2 separate regions of the Mus musculus genome follow, and region 1 is linked to region 2. Evidence: chromatin loops called from intact Hi-C (ENCODE). Cell type or tissue: heart. All regions are shown on one strand.

What was found. Hi-C counts contacts between places; a loop is a spot of excess contacts. Peaks named below come from ENCODE experiments on the same cell type or tissue, not always from the same donor. Only the 100,000 strongest peaks of a DNase experiment are listed, where the experiment ranks them.
Region 1: a loop joins it to region 2, with 2.2 times the contacts of the local background. A loop is called at or near these places in 2 of 42 quality-filtered maps.

What each region holds. Positions count from the first base shown.
Region 1 is chr11:107,156,688-107,161,687 of GRCm38, forward strand. It overlaps Gm11715 (predicted gene 11715), which reads left to right and starts at 721. Exons shown (of 3, transcript NR_169178.1): 1 at 721-837. In heart, a CTCF peak has its summit at 2,587 (motif pointing left); no DNase peak of the experiment used is centred here; H3K4me3 peaks cover 382 bases; H3K27ac peaks cover 1,517 bases.
Region 2 is chr11:107,061,006-107,066,005 of GRCm38, forward strand. It overlaps Bptf (bromodomain PHD finger transcription factor), which reads right to left. Exons shown (of 28, transcript NM_176850.3): 14 at 4,941-5,000; 15 at 4,663-4,705; 16 at 1,531-1,777; 17 at 679-830. Among named protein-coding and RNA genes, the nearest start is that of 1810010H24Rik, 38 kb to the left of the region's middle. In heart, no CTCF peak of the experiment used is centred here; a DNase peak (open chromatin) is centred at 2,246.

The DNA.
Region 1 (5,000 bases), 96 kb after region 2:
TCACAGACATGAACATGAATGTGCATCTGTGGGCTCAGGCTTGAAGAAATGCGGTTCTCTTCCTTTTTGTGTGTCTGAAGTGCCATAGTGCTTAAGTAGAGGTCAGATGACTTTGGGTGTCTTCTCACCTCTGCTGTTTGAAACGGCTTCTCTTTGTTGTTGGCTGGTGCTTATGGGAGATGAGCCGCTATGAGCTGGCTTCCAAGGGTTCTCCTGATTCTGCCTCTCTTCCCCAGAGAAGGACACTGGGATGTGTATATGTGCTACCACACCCAGCTTTATGTGGGTCCTGGGGACTTGAACTCAGATCCTCACAATTGCGTGGCAAGTACCTTGTCCTCTGTACCATTACATTACTCTAGCCACAAATATGAAGGTTAAAAGACACTTCTTGCTATGCCTGTGTAGGCAAAGTAGTTAACAGAGATGATCCCCCCATTCCAGACTGCTTTATCTCTACAGCAACTGCTTTATCTCACAGCATCCACTGCAGACACAGTGAGCTAAAGGACTGTCCTCCTGAGGATTAGCCTGCAGGACAGAAGGCAGAGAGATGCCTTCCCTTCCCTTCCCTCTTCCTGACCCTCTCACGCCATCCTGGGTTTATCAGTACACACCCTATGCTGAGAGAGGGAGGGGGAGAGGGAGAGGGAGGGGGAGAGGGAGGGAGAGGGGAGAGGGGAGAGGGGAGAGGGAGGTAGGGAGGTGTGGACACTGTCAGGAAGACACCAGGGATGCCTGGCCCAGGATTGATGCCAGGTTGGATTCTTTTTCTGACTCTCGTGGCCTCAGCATACATTCCTTTCCCAAACTGGAAACTCCACAGCAGAAGCATCTGTGAGTCACTGGGGAGGCTGCAGGGGGAGCGGGAAGGTCGAGCATTTCTGGATTTCTGGGCATTGAGGTAATTTGGATGCTGAGCAGACACAATCAGCTCCCAGTCCCCTGTTGGACTATCTTGGGGCATCTTGGAAGTGCATTAATGGTTTGGCCACATAATCAGCAAATATAGAAGCACAGTTTATTCCCAAAGCCAGACTGAGATGAGCTCTGATGAGTTCCTGTTCTTTAACCTCTTGGGCAGGTCGAAAGAGCTTGGGGGAAAGATGGGAAAGGCACAGTGAAGGCAGGACACATACAAAATGTTAGTGTGAACAGCCCTGTCTTAGCTCATCCATCTTGGGACTTCAGGCCAGTCACTGGGCCTCTCTAGATCTTGATTACCTCAGCTACAAGGTGGAAATAATGGTAACACCTGCCATTTCTCTGAGCAAAGGAGAGCTAGTACTAGTATCTGGAAGATAGCTTAATGGTCTAAACTGCACCCAGAGCCTTGAAACTGGGAGGCAAGCGCCGCCCCCCCCCCACTATTGAGTCACACCCCAGTCTGGTGTTAGCAGGTGTTCTACTGCCATTGTTGATTTGTGTCAGATGAGGTCTAAACAGGAGGATAGCTGAGGCAAAGCATGAGGTGGCCAGCCTCTTGGGATGGGATTACAGATACACTTCACTATTTTTAACGTAAAATAACTGCATCTGTGTGTGTGCCTGTATGTGATTTAAGCACATGTGTCTGTGTGGGTTCATATGTGTTTCTTTTTTTTTTTTAAAGATTTATTTATTGATTATATGTAAGTACACTGTAGCTGTCTTCAGACACTCCAGAAGAGGGCGTCAGATCTCGTTACGGATGGTTGTGAGCCACCATGTGGTTGCTGGGATTTGAACTCCGGACCTTTGGAAGAACAGTCGGGTGCTCTTACCCACTCAACCATCTCACCAGCCCTCATATGTGTTTCTAAGTGCATATGTGTGCAGAGAATCATCTCATTTGTTATTTCTTTCTTTTACTTTTATTTTTTATTTATTTTTTATTTGCTATTTCTAAGGGTGCTCTGCCTTTATTTTTGAGACAGTGTTTCTTCCTGGCCTGCACCTCAGATTAGGACAACAGACTGCCTGGCCGATGAGCTTCAGGGATCCACTTGTCTCTGCCTCCCAGCATGGGGAATATTGTATGTACCACCACTGGCTTCTCCGGATTGAGTTCCGGGGACTGATGTTGATTTTGTGGTATGTTACCAAAGCTGTATCAGCAGCTCTTCCACCTTCCGTCTTCTTTCTTTTTTTTTTTTTTTAATATCTTTTTTTTGTTGTTGTTGTTGTTTTTTTTTTTTTTTTTTTTTTTTTTTTTTTTTTTTGGTTTTTCGAGATGGGGTTTCTCTGTATAACCCTGGCTGTCCTGGAACTCACTTTGTAGACCAGGCTGGCCTCGAACTCAGAAATCCGCCTGCCTCTGCCTCCGGAGTGCTGGGATTAAAGGTGTGTGCCACCACACCTGGCCCGTCTTCTGTCTTAACAGGATCACTCCAGCCAGAGCACTGAGAATAGACTGCTGTGAGCAGCTCTGGAGGCTTTGTGGCAAACCAGTTGTAAGAGAATTGTGCCTTGGGCCATAATTCTTGTGTTTCTGGGGCAGAGCTGTGGCCAGGACTCTGTTCTTTCAGAGGAGCAGAGTCTGGTTCCTAGCACCTATGTTAAGTGGTTCTCACCTGGCTTTAGTTCCAGCTCCAGGGGATTTGCTGCCATCTACTGGCTTATGTGAGTACCTGCACGCACACATACAAAATCTTAAAAAATAAAATAAAAAAGGATGGGGATGATGGCTTGGGAGATGGCACAGTTGTTAAAAGCTAGGCTCACAACAACAACCACAAAGCCCCCAGACCCCTGTAGGTCAGAAGACAATGTTTGATCCTATAGTACTGAAGTTATGGACAGCTATAGCCACTATGTGGGAGCTGGGAACCAAACCCAGGTCCTCTGCAAAAGCAAAAAGTGCTCTTAAACACTGAGCATCTCTCCAGGCCCAACTGCACTCTTAAACTTACAGTGGCTGTAACTGGCTTTGAAGGATTGGGCGATACCCTGTCTTGGAGTGAGGAGGGACTCACAAGGCTCCAACCCTCTCAGAGGATCTGCATTCAGTTAATTCAGTTACTGTGGGAAGGAGAGGCACTTTCCTTCAGTGGTGTAGCCATGGGTCAGATGCCCATAGCTCAACCCCAGAGGAACTCACAGGGTCTCTCTCTCTCTCTCTCTCTCTCTCTCTCTCTCTCTCTCTCTCTCTCTCTCTCACACACACACACACACACACACACTCACACAGACAGACAGACAGACAGACAAACAGACTAGCAAGCAGAGGGACTAGAGAGCAGAGGGACTAGTTAAGGACCTTAGAAGTGGATCAGCAGGAATGAGGGGAAGGAAGGAGAATAAGTAACTATGATGTATGGACAAACAGGGAAGTGCCATAGTGAAGCCCATTATTATGTGTGATTGACAGATGCTAATAAACACCCATACACAAAAGAAACCCCACAGAGGGTAGCCTGGCAACTGCCAGAGACTGCTATGAGGAGGAATTCAATTGCTTAGTGGGTAGTTTTGGTTTCACAAGATGAAAATCTGGACATTGGTTGTACAGCAAAAATAAACAAATTAATGGGTACTGAATTGTGTGCTTAAAATAGTTAAAACAGTAAATTTTATATCTATTTTGCCTAATTTTTTTTAGAAAAGAAAGTGGTTCAAAAGTTACTTGTGGGCCTGGAGAGATGGCTCAGCAGTTAAGAGCACCTGGGGCTCTTGCAGAGGTTTCAGGTTTGGGTCCCAGCACCCATGTGTTAACTCGGATTCTATGTAATGTCAGTTCATGGGCTCCAACACCCTTCTGGCTGCTGTGGACACCAGACACGCATACTGGTTTTTTCTTTTCTTTTCTTTTCTTTTCTTTTCTTTTCTTTTCTTTTCTTTTTCTTTTTTTCTTTTTTTTTTTTTTTTTGGTTTCTCAAGACAGGGTTTCTGCCGGGCAGTGGTGGCACACCTCTTTTATCCCAGAATTTGGGAGGCAGGCGGATTTCTGAGTTCGAGGCCAGCATGGTCTACAAAGTGAGTTCCAGGACAGCCAGGGCTACACAGAGAAACACTGTCTCAAACAAACAAACAAACAAACAAACAAACAAACCCAAAACAACAACAAACAAAAAAGAAAGTTATAAAGAAGATAACAATAAAGAAACCCTGTCTTTATTGTTACTTTTTTTTTTGCCGGGGGGTGGGGGGGTGGGGGGGTGGGGGGGTGAGAGGTGTGGGGGGGGAGTGGGTGGGGTCCTGGAACTCACTCTGTAGACCAGGCTGGCCTCCAAGTCAGAAATCCGCCTGCCTCTGCCTCCCAAGTGCTGGGATTAAAGGGGTGCACCACCACTGCTTTACAGTGCACAGACATACACAAAGGTAAAACTTGCATACACATAGAAATAAATAATAAGCATGGTGGCGCACGTCTTTAAACAAAACAAAACAAAAAAAACCCAAAAAAAACCAAAAGAAAGAATAAAAACTAAAAGGGAACTTTGAAACAATTTCTTTTTTTTTTTTTTTTTTTTCCTTTTCTTTTTGATTTTTTGAGACAGGGTTTCTCTGTGTAGCCCTGGCTGTCCTGGAACTCACTTTGTAAACCAGGCTGGCCTCGAACTTGGAAATCCGCCTCCCTCTGCCTCCTGAGTGCTGGGATTAAAGGCATGCACTACCACCACTCGGCTTGAAACAATTTCTTAAACAAACAAACAAACAAACAAAAAACCTTATTCTTAAAAATTATTTAGAAGGCTGGAAAGAAATGACTCAGAGGTTAAGAGCACTGACTGCTCTTCCAGAGATCCTGTGAGTTCAATCCCCAGCAACAACCACATGGTGGCTCACACTATCTATAATGGGATCCGATGCCCTCTTCTGGTGTGTCTGAAGACTGTGACAGTGTACTTACATAAATAAATAAATCCTTAAAAAAATTACTTGGAGTGGTGAAATACTAGGGGTGAAACAGACTGAGCCATCTCTCCAGGCCCACAAGTAACTTTTGAACCACTTTCTTTTCTAAAAAAAATTAGGCAAAATAGATATAAAATTTACTGTCTTAACTATTTTAAGCACAC
Region 2 (5,000 bases):
AGTACACTACTTCAGTCTTATAATTAGAGTCAGAACATTTGGACTTTGTTCTATCTAACACATGCACCTAGCAGCTGACATACAGTGTATTTCACTGTTTCCTTCTTGATCAGAAAGAACACAGGAGAACTAAAAGCACAGCTGAGAGAGAATTGCTTGCAGGTGGGAGGAGTTCCAAGCGTGCCAGAGTTACCAAGTGCAGCACATTCCTGTGTTGGCTGTCAATCTTCTTTAGGAAATATTGGCAAATAACAGTTATAAACAATACCAATATGCAACTAAACAAATACCAAAATTAATACATCATGTACCATCTGGGTTCATTAAAAATATAAAAAAATTATGTGTGTGTGTGTATCTCCAAATCAGTACTTCATCACAGATTAAATCATAGTAAAGGAAGACAGGCTGAAGCCGGGCGTGGTGGCGCACCCCTTTAATCCCAGCACTCGGGAGGCAGAGGCAGGCGGATTTCTGAGTTCGAGGCCAGCCTGGTCTACAGAGTGAGTTCCAGGACAGCCAGGGCTATAGAGAAACCCTGTCTCGAAAAAAACAAAAAAAAACAAAAAAAAAAAAAAGAAGATGGGCTGAACTGATAGGGGCAGAGGCCACAGGAATGTCACCGTGACATCAGCATTTCTCAACAAAGAAATCCCGTTGTACACTAAGATTGCTTACCTGTGATGTGGTAGTGGTTCCTGCAGAGGCTGAGGTATTGGGCCTAATTGTGACAGTTGCAGTCCTGGGCTGGAATGAAGTAAAGGTTTGCTGGCTTGGACCTGTAGTCGATGGAATGATCCCCAGGACCTTCTGCTGTACCTGGACCATGCCTTAGAAAGAGATGAAGAAGACATGAACCACCCCCTTCAAAGAAAGGCAGTGGGTGCTGCTGGTGTCTGAGGAGGAACTACGTGTGGCGGGTTGCAGAGTGGGCTACACAGAATGTGACACCTGACGACTGAAACCAGTGAGGAGGAGATGGAGGATGGCGACAGCATGATCTGGCGAAGGTGAACTCAAACTCTGTGCGGTTGCTTCCCTTACCTCCTTGTGTTGCTGGCACATTTACAGCGACAATCTTGCTGTTTGCAGGAAGTGGCAATTTGGTAATTACTTTTCCTGCCATAGTGACGGGACTGCCCGTAATTTGGAACGTCTGACCTGTGCTGGCAATGGTGGTAGCAGAGGTGGCAGCTGTGCTGGTGGCTAATGGGGTATAAGACATTTAATAAACTTTAGATTTAAATAACCAGCAGCGAAGTGACTTCTAGGAAGGGCACCGATGCACGAAATGCAGATCATTCTGTATTTAATAAAAACACCCCTGCTCCAAGTGCCCTGGCTATGTGGGTACTGAAGGTGAGGACTGCAGAGAGGAGACGCACAAAGAGCAGCTATGACAACGACTGTCCAGCCTGTCTGCGCAAGCAGTGGCAGAGGCAGAACCACACTCTCAGGAAATGAAGGTTAGAAAATGCTTTTCCCCACCCAGAACAAAAGCAATGTTCCACTCATTCACCCTGGCTCTACCTGAATTGGACTGGCCTTGCTTCACCCACGTGGCAAAAGTTTGATGGAAGTTCTTGTTTTGCTGGAATGTGACTGTGGCAGGCGAGCCGACTTTTGTGGCCAGCACCATCTTTGTTCCAGGGGTGACCGAGCCACTTAAGGGAGCCACCATCACCTTCTGGGCTGGAGAGACAGTGCTGCTTGTGTTGTTTGCTGGGGACGTGGTGGACGCTGCGATGACTGCAGGCTTCTGCTGCTCCAAACGTTTCTGAGAGTCAAGAGAGGAAAAGTGAACTCCAGTTCTCCATGGCAACCCCCATTCTGTAGGGTTTGCCAGATGTTGAACTTGCAAAAGGAAAACATACCTGTCGAAATTTACCCCAGCCTCTATTTCCAGTGCCTACATCATAATAAATTAATCATAAATAAGAAATTTAAATGATCAAAATGTTCTATACAACATCCAGTGAGTGAGGAGGGAATGGGAAATCTTCCTGGAGACAGGATACCTGTGACTCTTAATCAGAGCAGGAAGAGTGGGCTGGGCCTGACAGCATTGCTAGCTTAGATTATTCCATCATAAACAGCAGGATAGTAGTTTTTACTATTACTATTCAGGTCAGCAAACTTGTCATCAAGTTAAATGGAAAAGTAAAAATAGTTTTGAGACTCTGTTACTGTTATTTATAGCCAGGGTCTGACTCTGTAGCTCAAGTTGGCCTGGAACAAACGCCATGTGATCTTGAACCTGGGGCAATCCTTTTGCTTCAGCCTCCTGAATACTGGGAATACTTCATGTACTATGTAATTAAAGGCACTTTAAATGCTTTATACAGAGGGAAATCCCATCAGCATTACTGGGGACACCACTCAGTTGGCAGAGTGCTTGCCTGGCACGCACAAGGCCCCGGGGTCATTATTCTGCACTGCAAAAAATTACAATGAAAATAAGTAAAACCAGGGTTAAACTGGGTGTGGTAGACACATGAGTAATCCCAACTCTGGGACCAGCCTAAGCTTTAGTGTAGGATCCACTCTAAAAAACCAGGCCCAGCCTCATGGTACATGCCTTTAATCCCTACACTGTGAGGCAGAGGGAGGCAGTTCTTTGTAAGTTTGAGGGTAGCTCTATGTATAGAGTTCTGGGACAGCCAGGACTATACAAAGAGCCACTGTCTCAAACAAAACAAAACAAAACAAAACAAAACAGGTACAAAAGACAATTCAACTCGCATGTTTTAAATGAAAGGCTATTTGGATTTATCCACAGTGGTCCACTAAGCCACAGCTCAGGCTTCCATACAATACGACTAGTGTTTGGGCAGTACACCTCATGTAGCAATAGTTGTCACCAAAATCAGTTAGCTGGCTTTGTAAATGCTAAACATGAAGAAACTTGGCTGACAGACAGGCTGTGCTAGGGACCCATGGACCCAGCTCACGATGGAGCTGTGATGAAGTCCATTTACATACACTCAAAAGTATGAGGCAGAAGGGTTGCCTTAAATTTGAGGATGCCTGAGATATAGACCAACACTGTCTCAAAACCACTAACAAGAGCTGGGCATGGCGGCTCATGTCTGTAACTGAAGTACATGAGAGACAGAGGCAGGAGGACTACCGTGAGTTTGAGGCCAGCTTGAGCTACCCACTGAGGTATGGGAGAGCCTGAGCTACTGTGACACCATGCTCCAGACTCTATGGAGCCCAGGGCGTCCCCAGGCGTCCCCTCTCCTCCACCATCCCAGGCACTCTGCTTGCATTGCTTTGGCAGACAGCCCATATACTTGAACAGAACTGGAAGGATGCTATCAGCGCTTATTTCTCAGCTTTTTTTTTTTTTTTTTTTTAAAAGATTTATTTATTTATTATATGAAAGTACACTGTAGCTGTCTTCAGACACTCCAGAAGAGGGCATCAGATTTCATTATGGATGGTTGTGAGCCACCATGTGGTTGCTGGGATTTGAACTCGGGACCTTCGGAAGAGCAGTCGGCGCTCTTAACCACTGAGCCATCTCGCCAGCCCTATTTCTCAGCTTTGTTCTGCATACTTAGAACCATCATCTGATCCAATTAGTTCAAAGGAAAATAGTAGCAAAGAAACAACACATAATTACAAGTATTGCACTAAGAGAAAATGCATTAAAAGCATGAAGAGCTACTTGAAAACAAATTAAAAAGTGGCGAACTAGGTTGTGGTGCAGAGATGACAAAATACACCTATAAAAGGGAGGAAAGAACAACTAGCCAGTTGCTATAGGAACAGATGCCAGTTGCTATAGGAACAGATGCTTATGCTTTTCTGTACATTTCCTAAGCTGAATTCAGCACATAATCCAATAGTGCTATTTCTCCAAATTTCAAGTGAATAGACAGATGCAGAATAAACTGAAAGACAGGTCAGAGCTTGAAAAACATGCTTTATAAAACCTTAAAGCCTAAAAAGTAAGTGTTTTTAAAATATATGCAGCTGGGGCTGGAGAGATGCTCAGGACAGGGCTGCTCTTAAAGGGACCAGAGCTTGTTCCTAGCACCTGCATAGTGGTACAGTCATCTCTAACTCCGGTTCCAGGCATCTGACACCCTCTTCTGGACATCATTGGTACCAGGAGTGCACCATGATACACAGACATATGCAGGAAAAACACCATACCCATAAAATAAAAATAAACGTGTACCTATGTCAACATTTCTGTTGTAAACCCACGCTAAGTGTTCTCTAGATTTACACTTGCAGAAGCAAGCACAGCCCTCTGATTCTTGGATACAGTACATGGGTCACCAGACAGGATGCTGAAAAACCAGCAAACGACTTGTCGAGGAGCATTGATTCCAATCAACTGAGAGCCTTGGTGAAGCTTCCTCCTTCACAGGCTTCACTGGAGCTCAGCAGGAAAAGAGTCTTTAGAGATGACTCAGGGAACTGTAACAGCAATCAGAGGCCACAATGTCCCACCACACTATGCTCAGTTTGCAGAGGTGCAGGGTCATGGATCACTGAGACAGTTTCAAGAATGAAACATGAGGTACACTTGACTTTAAGTATCCCACGTGAAGCCATAATCCCGGGCCTTTCGTGTTCCTGAATTTGGTTAAGAAGGTCACCCTGCCGTGCAGTGCCTCCCGGGAAGCTGCCCTGCTGCCCACTGACCTTGGTCTGCTGCTCTGCTGCTTGAGCCTTTTCTTTCTCCACTCTGCAGGGAAAAGGAGCGACTCATCAGAAACCGTTCACAAACGAAATCTGGTTGACTTGGCATCACACAGAGGCATGAACTGTTTCTTTTAAATGAATGTTTAAGGTAACTTAAGAATAACGAAACACACTAAATGTAGAAACAAGGCTTACACCAACTCCCCCGAGCTAGCATATACAATCAGAGGGTAGAGGAGACCGCAGAAGCTCCCATGTGACCAGGTGTTAACTGTTACCTCTCAGCAAAAGCCCTGATCTCCCAGAGCTCCAGCTCTTCTTCTGCTACCCAGCTCTCA